Regions from separate parts of the Homo sapiens genome. Here region 2 is linked to region 1. The links are chromatin contacts, found by Hi-C in ENCODE. All regions are on one chromosome and are shown on one strand. The core of a region is the stretch at or near the end of the contact, and the rest is flanking DNA. Distances in the headings are between cores, read along the strand shown. Region 1 has its middle 61 kb from the start of ACSL3-AS1. Region 2 has its middle 97 kb from the start of SCG2.

Region 1 (5,931 bases), core at 3,287-5,786:
TACAGGTGTGAGCCACTGTGCCTGGCCAAAAGACCTGCTTTCTGTCTTCATAGTGTTTACAGTCTAATGTGGAGGAAAATAAAAGTCTATAAAATAAGCACAGTACAAGAAAAAATGTAGCAGATTTCTTAAGAAATATCTTCACCAAAGTGCTATAGAAATTAAGAGAAGAAAATGGTATTTCCATACAAGCCATGTCAGATGCATTGCAGAAGCCCCCTGCTTTCAAAACTCTTCTCCAGCACAGTATAAATACACTATTAAGCCTAAACCAACCTGATTCTAATTTTTCCCTACAAGTGAATGTGTGTTTAACAGCCCAGGTTGTTCCACTTAACGGCAGGTGTTGCCCAGTATTGCCTCTGCTTCATTCCGTTCCTTTCTTCTCTGCATTTGGCTTGGTGCCCCTGAAGGTCACTCTGTTGTCCAGCTAAAGATGGTGAATGTTCCCTCTCCAGGCAGAAGCAGGCCATTGGGTGGGTATTTCTGAAGGGCTCGGAACATCGTTCCAGAGGGTCCCCAGATTGCTCTGGATTCTGACAGTGGTACCTGGACGTGATACTCAAGTTTCCTTGAATGGAGACATGATGCTTCTCCAGCAAGTGTTAAAGTTACCCAGATACTTCTGAAACTTGTGAAAAGATATGGCTTTTTCATGTATGTTATTTTCACTAATGAGACCGGAAGGTCTTTCCCTTCTATCACCCTGTCTCCATCCTTCTTTATCTATGTCAACATGAAATAATCAAAAGGATCAGAATCCAGTATTCAAGAGTTTGTTCAAGTGAAAAGCTGGGAATAACCACTTAGAAGACACAAACTCCAGAAAAATGGGTTCAGTCCTCCAAAATTAAAAGTTACCTTCCTGCTTATATTGGCAGAAAACAAAGAAGCTTGATAGGATTATAGCATTTTCTATACAGGGCTTGTTGGTGATTTACAACAATTTAATTCATTACAGTTTGTTTTCTTTTCCACAGGGCTTGTTTTCATTTTCTTTCCAATTTAAAAGAATGTATTCAACATTCCATCTTTAGAAAATGTGATAACCATCAAGTCTTTGCATGAGAAAGGTAAGAGGGAAGTTAATCTATAATGAAGATCAACTGTGAAGAGGGATGGGGTCTTCCCTGCCTCCCTTTAGTCATTTACAACATTTAAAAAAACAATGCAGGTAAGGAAGAAGTCTAATCTATAATGAGAGAAACAACAGTTACACCTGCCCAGGTTACAGATGCCTCTCACATGACTCAGGCACTATAGTCATATTTCTTTAAAACTCAAAATAGTTTGGAGTCCCCACAGCCTAGATTTTATTTTCACATCTGCAAGTCATTGAGAACTACTCCTGTCTCCTTGTCCCTCCCTATACCATTTCCTCCCCCTTCTCTGAGTTCTTTTTCCCAGTCTCCTTTGCTGGGCACCTCACAACCCCCACTCATCCTTACATGCTGAAGTCATCCAGGATTTGCTTCCAGATTCCTTGCTTCTATTTCTGAACCCACCTGTTCCTTTTAACCATTTGCCTGGTTTAATTCCCATTGCCTTTCCCCTTGAATGTAAAAATTGAAGTATGACTTACTTGCCTTAAAGTGCACACTTCTTAAATATATATGTGATGAATTTTTACTTATATGTACACCTATGTAGCTGCCAGTTAAACCAAGGTTAGAGAATTTCCAGCTTCCAGAAATGCTCCTGCATGACCATCTCAGCCAGTACCCCACAACGAAGCCTCGAGTCTGACCTCCACCATCATAGGTTAGTTTTGTTTACTTTTGGACTTCATATAAATGGAATCATACCGTGTGTACTCTTCTGTCTTTAATTTGTTTCATTGAACATTATGTCTATGAGATTCACACATGTATCAGTAGCTTATTCTTCTTATTTGGAGTGATTTCAGATACTCCCTACTGATAGCATTGTCTCATGAGCATGAGGCAGTGGGGGAAGAGGAAAATTACAGATAAAAATATAAATAACACCAAATCTGCTGACTATAACGGTTTGAGAATTCCAAGGGAGTTTGAGAATGTTGAGACTGTCTCAGGCAGTGAGTCTTTGGTGGTTAAAGTAAAGCCAGAACTGTTTCCAGCCATATGACCCTTTGAGTCCAATGGCACCTTAGAGTTATGGGAAGTTGTTTACCTGGGAGACGATAATGTCCACATCTCAGTGTCCAGTGCCCTGGTGTTGAACACCTAGACACCTAGACTAGTACTTTCTATTTTGAGCAAAGATGGGACCTTGTGCTCCTGGGACCTTTAAATTTTTGTGAGGAGCCAGTGGATATGTCGGTGCACCGGCATTGAGACTACATGAATACTACGTCTTGCAAATGTATTTATTGCCACTTTTGTGGTCTGCATAGATGCTCTTCTGATTAATAAATATAAAAGTACTAGATGTATCATTGACTCCATTGTTTTCTGCCATTTAGATAGCTTTTTAAAAAATGAAGCAAAAGGAAAAGTATGATGACATTCATGTAGAAGTGCTTTGGAAATTTTCTGGTATTAAGATATGTTCTTTTATACTTAGAAAGGTTAGAAACCATCTCGGTTTATTGTACCCAGAAAGCATTTAGGGCTCAAAATGTGCTCGTTGAATGTTGAACAAACAAGGAGATGGGGCTCCTGGGAGAGTAAGTGACTAGACAAAGGTCTCACTGCAGTTAATGGAAAAACTGCACAGGAAGGCAGGTCTCACGGCATCAAGAAAGTCTAAATTTTTACCCCTAAGGTTTTGCATAGATAACGGCTCCTGGGAACCATCTTCTACCCTCCTTGTGTCTGGGTCTTTCTAATTAGGCTTTCTCCCTTGTGTACCAAATTCTCCCACAAATCACTAAAGATTTTATAGGCCTTAAATTGAAAACAAGATGATATCATTTTGTCATAGTGCACAAGTTAGTAATAAAATAGTGTGATTGTTTTTCAGTGATTTGATTTGAGAAGTTTGTAGTTATTTGTGCCCAGACAGGTTAACCAGTAACTGCTTAGCCAGCTTGTCTGCATTCAGTTCACTCTTTAGAAGGAGCAGCCTTTGACTAACCTCTCCCCATTTCCCCCATCCCCAGCCTCTGGCGGCCACTCTTCCACTCTATTTCTATGAGTTTGACTTTTTTAGATTCCACATAGAAGCAAGATCATACCGTCTTTGTCTTTCCCTGTCTGAGTTATTTCACTTGGCATCATGTCTTCCAGGTTCATCCAAGTTGTCGCAAATGGCAAGATTTGCTTCTTTTTGGCTAAATAATATACAATTATATATATATACACACACACAAACACACATATACATGTATTTCACAATTTATGTATTCATGTCAATGGACACTTATGGTGGTTATACCTTGGTTATTGTGAACAGTGCTCCAATGAATAACGGAGTGCAGCTATCTCTTTGAGCTATTGATTTCATTCCTTCTCAACACCACACACACACACACACACACACACACACACACACACACACACACACACACACACTGGTAAGTAGGTGAGGTGATGGATGTATGAACAAAATTGATTGTGGTCATCATTTTTTCACAATATATACATATATCAAATCCTAATATTGTACATCTTAAACTGATAGAGTTTTGTCAGTTAGTTATACCTCAATAAAGCTGGAAAAAATAAATAAAAGGAACATCCTGCTGGCTGTCTCTGTGGGACAGCCTGGCCCAGCAGAGCCACTCTCCAGACACTGCACATGCATGTGTCCCTGTAAGAAGCCGCTGCTGTTCCTTCCTGAACAGTGAAGCTGGTCCCTGTGAGATGTTGCCATCCTTGGGGGAATACCTCAAGTGGCTTCTGCAATGTTCAAAGGCTTCTGCGACAACCTCAAACCGACCTCTAGCCCTCCAAAGATTGTGCTGGACTCTGCCTGGAAGGGTGAGGGAGGTGCCCATTTTTTCTCTTGCCCAAAGACCCTCCCCTTCTTCCATGTGTGCCTGAAGCTGTCTTGAGGCACCAGAGAGCCCCTGTCTGTTTTTCACTCATTTCTGCTAAGCCTGTGTTCACAGATTGAGGTAAACCCCGCTGGAGAAATAGAATCTGCTTTCAGCTTCATCTGCAGAACTAGGTCACTTTAGTCTTTTGCTAACCAGATTACCAATAAAAATTGCCTGGAAAAAGATGGAGAATGAAAACAAACAAAATGAAACAACATTAAGACAAAAGATAAATCTGTGATAATTTCTTGAGTATAGCATGTTTCTATTTCTGCTTCTGTGGTTCAGATATTAAAGACTTAAAGTAAATCTCTTTGTTGTAAGATTAAAGAGAATTTCCCATATTAAATAAAATTAAAAGCTTGGATTAAAGGAAGCAACACTATCAGCTAGTTTCTTCCATTGGTTGCATCATCGACATCTTTGAACCCCAGGATTTAAGATGGAGCAACTTCCAAAAACTCTTGTCCTTTCAAGCCATTTCTGCGGTGACACTGAGGCTACTGGGGAATCTGTTTGGCCAGTGGAGGGCACTTCAGCCTCTTGCTCTGGGTGTAATCACTTTGCTTTTCACACATGACCTGGCAGAGCTGATGCAACTCTAGTGCCTCACACAAACATTTCCATTTGCAACCTACTGGATTGTGTCATTCATCTCTTTTTGCTCTTGCATTTCCTTCTAATATTGAAGGTAGACTTGCTGGCTTGGAAACCTGACATCTGTGCTTTGAAGTCTAGGAGGATGAAAAAGTCTTGAAGCCAGGACAAGATGGCCCGCAAAGGGATCAGGTTTTATTCTGACCAAAATAAAGACTTTTTAAAGACTTTTGAAGCCTTGTTTATGCTATCAGGGCTCCAATTTAAAAGATGTCACTGTCAGTAGATGTCTTCTGATTTTGAGAAGCACATGTGATGAGTTCTGGGTCACTCACCTTCCCACGGTGTCCTCGGTGTTCCTAGCCTCATTGTTGCTCTCAGCCAGCCTCAACCAAAACCACTTCCTCTGGAAGCCTGTCCCTTCCCCCACTCCCATTTGCGAGTCTTCCCAGATGCCCTTTTCTAGTGCTTCAACCACGGTCCCCCACCTGCCTCTCCCTCTACCTGCTCCCTTAACAGCTCCACCTTGCCCCTCCTCTTAAGGGTGAGGAGTAGCTACAGGTAGAGAAATACTTAACGTCATGCTTTTATTTTTGGACTCCCCAGTAGACCTGAGTGCTTTATTCAAGGAGGACATCAGCATTGATTTTCCCTCTCAGCAAAGTGCTTTAAAGGTGAAAGTGCCTTTTCACAGAGCTGGGGCCACCTTGCATCATAGCCTTGGAGCCATTTCTGTGTGGCAGAGAGAAGGCTACCCACTCCTTCCCCACTTCCCGTCTCCATTGACAGCCTTCTCTTTGAAGCTGATGTGTGCCTCTGACTTTCTGCAACCCTGAACTTTCAGCATTGTGTTTTTCGGCTAGCCATTCTACAGCTTGATCATCTGAATGCAGATATGCATAGAGGTTCTGCTCGTGACCATGTGACCCACCTTTGTATCCTGCAAGAACAATGGGATTGGTGTGGAGGATGAGAGCTGGAGCTCTGGAGTCAATATGCCTAGAGGGAATTGTGGATTACTATCATGTAATCTTCAGCAAGCTAATTAATGGCTCTGTGCCTTAGTTTCCTCCTCTGCAAAATGAAGGTAGTAACGGAAGCTACTCATGGGATCATTAAAAGAATTCTATGAGACAGTACTTATTATAAATTTAAAGTGGTTTGTGACATATAGTAAATGGTCAAAAAATGTTAGCTAGTAGTCAAAATAGAAGTAGGGTGAGATTTAATTACATTTATAAAAATCACTCAAGCCTGCAAATGCCCAGTGCACCTGAGGGAGTGACAGAATCATCATTGTCCAAATCTAGTTCCTACTTGTCCCAAGCAAGAAAATGTCAGGGCAAACAGCTCCGTCCTTTCTTCCTCCATCT
Region 2 (5,682 bases), core at 1,899-4,398, 720 kb after region 1:
GGAGTGGGAAAGCTGTGGACCCTTAACATGAAGGATTTTTAACTGTTCACAGAGAAAACCCAGTGTTTCAGAACACATAGACTCAGATGTCCTAGGACTGAAGGCTAAGGGGAGAGAGCAGTAGGCCGCTGCCCACACTCATCCACAAAAGTTTAGCACATCCGTTCTAAAGTCAGGCTACCCTTCCTAATAACCACTGGAGCTTTCCAAATTACAGATTAAACTCTGATTCAATAGATCTAGAATCCAGAAATTCTGATTCAATAGATCTAGGTGAGGCTCAGACATCTGTTTTTAAAAGCTTCCCAGATGACTGATGAGCAGCCAAGGTCAATAACCCCAGGTAGTAGACGACAGCTGGAGAAACAACTCTCCATTGTCAACAGCAACTCTCAATTAAACAAGGAAATCTTGTCCTTTCCTCTCCTCTCCACTTAAAGTCATTCAAACTATGACTAAGGTAGTACTCAGCCCTCTGTTCAGTGAGATTTCATTTTACCTAATCAGAAAGAACTTTCAACTTGACAGAAAATGTGGATTCCATCCTTGGTTCCCCTAGAATCTTTCTCACATAAATACTTTAGCACCAAGCAAGCATGGCCTAGTCTTCTGGTGTTTTTATATCAAATCATATTACTTTATTCACAAATTACTTCTGATAAATGACCCTGGCTAGCAGTCAAACTGAATTTTTATAGTGAACAAATACTTCTTGAAGAGACTGAAACTCTTCAGACTCATTCAAACATTTTCAGAACTTGACAAACATAGACACTATAATTATGCATAGTAGTTCTGATTGTATCTTTGGACCACATTTTACTTAGCATTGTAAGCTGATCTGTTTCCAAGAGAGAAAGAAAGAAATATCTTAGTCTGTTTCTTATTATGAAATTTAATTATTAATGAAACTCCTTTACCTTTTAGAACTATTCTTAGGATCTCCAGATGCAAGATGAAATTATTGGTGAATGCCATCATGAGGTAATGGCAACATGTCAAATAGAAAGAATGTGTTATTTTTAAAGGCTCTGAAAGAATTTGGTGAATTTTAATTATAAAGTCACAGACCTAATATTTTATCACTTTCCATCCCATGTATGTCATCCCTAGATAATATTTTCCAACTTTTCTTTTTCTCAGGCTCCTGCTCTCTAGAACAAGGGTGATTATCCACATGGCTGCTAACCTTATGAGCACGTTGAGACACTGGATACGTTAGAGAGTGTAGCACACTGGAAAAAAACTACTAAATGAAAAGTATAATTTCCATAGCTAAAAGATGTTTATCATTAGTACCAGTTATTAGCTCATCTATTTAAAGGAAATGACTCTCCATAGAAACTGATCTTCCTTCATTGAATATGTTGGCCTTAATGAGATTGAGGCCTTGTAATTACCAGGAGAAGGAAAGATCATTTGAATTGGTACTATTCCATAAGGCTGTCCTTTTCATTTATTTCTCATGAATCATGTGAACTACTGGGAGGTCTCATACCCATGCTTTTCATTAAGGAACAGGTAACGCATTTAACTTTGATTTTATGACTCAGTCTCGAGAACGCTATGATCTGACCTCTGGGGTTTAGAAATAAACCACTTTCTCATCAATACTGGAATCATTCAGGAGGAGCTGGGAGACTGGTTTTATCCAGCACACACACAAAAGTGCATTTTACAAAAGCAGAGAAAATAGTCACAGGAGGACGATGGGAGTTGTCCGACAAAGAACAAAGCAGAGCACCCACTTGGGTCTGGGGCCTGGAGGGTCATTCTTTTTGACATAGCAGCTTCCAGGGGTGATTCACCACCTGCATTTGGGAGCAGAGATTTCCACTTGTCTGATACGAGCAGTAGATCATCTATGACTTTGTGCAACCATGTTGTCATTTAAAGCACAACTAGATTCTAACTTTAGGGGGAGCTATTCTTGGGGCCAGGCTGGGCTGAGGGCAAGCGATCTGTGTCCTTGGTAGGTAGAACAACATAAGTATATCCCCTCACCCCCATGACTACCTTCTCTCCACCTCACAGTCTTGCTTTTTCTAACATGTTCTCAGCATAGCCTTACCTATTCACATGTTACTCTTCAGAAATGTGTTGTTGAAAAAGAATCCACATTTGAACAATGTGCTAAGGAGAACAACTACATATCCTCCCTCATCTTCCCCTGGCTATGCTTCTGATTGTCATTCAAGGATTTTACAGGTTCACAAAATAATGTCATCCCTGTCCTAAAGAAGGAGAAACTCTGGGATGTATTCTCCAAAATGACTTTGTATAGACTCTTGGAACAAGCCAAGGCTGAAGCTATTTTGGCCCAGAGCTTATCCTTTCCCAGAGGTTATTTCTTACCTCCAAATGGATTCGTTCTGATGAAGGGGCAGTTTTTGCTCATGACAAACAAGCACAAGCACAGAGGAGAAAATTATTATTTTGATTTGGAAACTGAATTTGGGAAGCAGGTGAAGTAATTGTCAGGTAAGTAAAGGAAAGTAACCATTGAAAGGCAGTATATTTTTGACCCCATTTTAAAACTTGATCTCAGGCATAGGCAAAACTGGTTCCAACCAAGATTTGTTTACTTGGGTTATACTGGAGGCAGAAAAGTTAATGTGAAGGCTAGAAAGAGTTTGAAGGAGAAAGAGTTTATAAGAAAGGAAAGTGAGAAAAAAGAGAAGTTGTACCACCCAAACTATCTAGTCAACATTTAATGGTATTTTATGGGCTGCCCATCAAAGTTACTTAATATATATTTAAAAGAAAATGGGGGCTGGGCGTTGTGGCTCACGCCTGTAATCCCAACACTTTGGGAGGCCAAGGCGGGCAGATCACGAGCTCAAGAGATCGAGACAATCCTGGCCAACATGGTGAAACCCCATCTCTACTAAAAATACAAAAATTAGCTGGGCATGGTGGCACATGGCTGTAATACCAGCTACTCGGGAGTCTGAGGCAGAAGAATCACTTGAACCCAGGAGGCGGAGGTTGCAGCAAGCCGAGATCGGGCCACTGCACTCCAGCCTGGAGACAGAGTGAGACTCCATCTCAAAAAAAAAAAGAAAAGAATAAAGAAAATGGGAATGTCATTATATACCTCCCTACCTAGTCACAAAGAACATAAGGTACTTTGGAGTTTATTGAGACCTTTTGCGTAGAACTGAATGAACAAAGACGTGTTATGACTCAGTGACTCACTAAAGGAAATGAGTCATAAGATGGTGTATTTAGTTGTTTGAGCTTCAGCATCACACTCAGCCAATCTGACATTGTTTATTGAAAATGGAGAAGTGAAGTTAGTGAATGCTATGTCTATTATTGAGATCTTTATTTTCCAACATAAAATACATTTCTCAACTCCATGACTTTGAATTCAAACTTATAGTGAAATTCATTCTCAAAAGCATTTTCTTGGTTTTAGATTTTATTCTTCTTCTTCTTCTTTTGAGTAAACATCTGCATTGACAATGGAACTTGCTAAAATTACAGGAAACTCATAAATACAATGAAATAATCTACAATCTCTTGCCATGGGTCACGTAAATCCATATGTATTAAAAAGAAATCAAATTAACAATTTGAAAAACCAGTCATGGCCACTCCACAGCAGCCAACATCATAAAATCTACAACTCCAGGGTCTAGAACATGTTTAGTAATTTTATCTAATAAACTGGAAAATGTAAAATGTTTCATCTCAGGGGAAAAAATGATATTAAATTTCTGTTACATTTGGTTCTCTTATATCCATTCAGACCCCTGGATTCATATTCATGATGGATAAACACCTCTTTCTAAGGCCAAGTGAGCCCATGAGATGATAACATGCTCTCTAATCCTACTATTATTTTCTCTTTGTTTTTTTATGGTTCTTTTAATCTGTTTATCTACATGACAAGCAAGTAGTAGAAATATGTCGAATTTCTGAGTTCTTATAGTATTCTTTTACGACTAGGTATGACCTAGCTAATCTTGTTAGCTAGTCGGAACAGTTGGTGAGACAACTGTTTGGCAGCCTCTATTCATTTGTTCATTTGCTTCTTTTACCACCAAAACATAGGATGAAATTTTCTACTGGTTTTAACTTAATTTTCATCCCAAGTTAGTGCAACTGGTGTATGTATGAAGCCGTAGCTGCATAACCCGGGTAGGACTGAAGCCAGGAACATCAGTGCCCAATCTTAGCTGCCCTGCAGAGCCCAGCTGAGGGGAACGTGCCAGGGTGATTTGATCGTTTAGTCTGCTGAATTATCTGTCAGAATTTTTCAGAATGGAGCTACAAGTGAGGGGTACTGTTTATAAAGAGGAAACAGCCTCCATAAGCAAGTATTAATTCCATGATGAGGAAGCAACCCCAAAAGGTAGAAATATTGGCTGGGCGCCGTGGCTTATGCCTGTAATCCCAGCACTTTGGGGGGCCAAGGTGGGTGGATCACCTGAGATCAGGAGTTCAAGACCAGCCTGGCCAACATGGCAAAACCTCATCTCTACTAAAAATACAGAAATTAGCCGGATGTGATGGCGGGCGCCTGTAGTACCAGCTACTCGGGAGGCTGAGGCAGGAGAATTGCTTGAACCCAAGAGGCAGAGGTTGCAGTGAGCTGAGATCATGCCACTGCACTCCAGCCTGGGTGACATAGCAAGACTCTGTCTCAAAAAAAAATAAAATAAAATAAAATAAAACAAAAGAGGTAGAAATATTTAATTAAGGTGCCTATTTCTAGTAGTAAGTACTTATAGAACATTTACCATGTGCCAGATACATTGTCATTTAAGGTACCTTACATATATGGACTCAATCTTCAACCACATAAGAGTGCCATTGTTTTATTTATTTATTTATCTATTTATTTTTATTTATTTTGAGACAGGGTCTCACTCTGTCGCCCAGGCTGGAGTGCAGTGGCACCAAGCAATTCTCCTGCCTCAGCCTCCCAAGTAACTAGGGTTACAGGTCCGTGCCACCATGCCAGGCTAATTTTTGTATTATTAGTGGAGACAGGGTTTCACCATGTTGGCCAGGCTGGTCTCAAACTCCTGACCTCAGGTGATCCTCCCCCCTCCACCTCCCAAAGAGCTGGGATTATAGGCGTGAGCCACTGCACACGGCCTGAGGATACCATTATTATTATCTCCATATTAAGAATGAAGAGATTAAAAGTCAGAGGTTAAGTAAATTGCCAATGTCACACAGCTGGAAAGTGGCGCTGCCAGTATTTCAAGTCTAGTTCAGAGTCTGTGCTCTTAACCAGTATGTTGTACTGCCATTTATAGACAATAAAGGAAAGTTCTACTTATTGATGAAGTGTATTTCTAGAAATGGGGTCAGAAAACCTTACAGTTAAAAGCACCACTTTTTTCTATAATCTCCATGTAGTCAGCAGTTACTCTAGGTGGTGATCTTAATTGGAAAGGAACAATACAGATTTAAATTTAAACCAGAAGAAACTGACGAGTCAGCTGCTCAAGCAGACAAATGGAATGAGACTATATGGGCAGCATCAGATATATCAACCAGAGAAATTCAGGGTAGCAAGAATTAGAGACTGCCTGTCACAGAAACAAGTATATACTGGGCTCCCTACTCTGGATTGCTATGGCAACAAGCTATATACACCAGATGATTTAGCAATTGGTATAAATTGTCTCAGGTTGTTCAAAACATTTCATCTTCTCTTCCCAA

The links. Hi-C counts contacts between places; a loop is a spot of excess contacts on that map. Pooled maps may share reads with other maps.
Region 2: a loop to region 1 is called in a map of IMR-90, with 2.5 times the contacts of the local background. The contact joins two enhancer-like sites. A Hi-C loop is called at or near these places in 4 of 168 maps with a recorded cell type or tissue (IMR-90, chondrocyte, heart left ventricle and 1 more), 1 of 37 single-sample maps with no recorded cell type and 13 of 50 pooled maps.

Annotation. Positions count from the first base shown.
Region 1 is chr2:222,977,680-222,983,610 of GRCh38, forward strand. No RefSeq gene overlaps it. Among named protein-coding and RNA genes, the nearest start is that of ACSL3-AS1, 61 kb to the left of the region's middle. Within about 2 kb of position 4,537, at least 3 of the 41 ENCODE cell types and tissues checked have a DNase peak (open chromatin) inside an H3K27ac peak, as active enhancers do.
Region 2 is chr2:223,696,508-223,702,189 of GRCh38, forward strand. No RefSeq gene overlaps it. Among named protein-coding and RNA genes, the nearest start is that of SCG2, 97 kb to the left of the region's middle. RefSeq lists enhancers at 748-1,947, 2,597-3,796, 3,125-3,419. Within about 2 kb of position 3,149, at least 7 of the 41 ENCODE cell types and tissues checked have a DNase peak (open chromatin) inside an H3K27ac peak, as active enhancers do.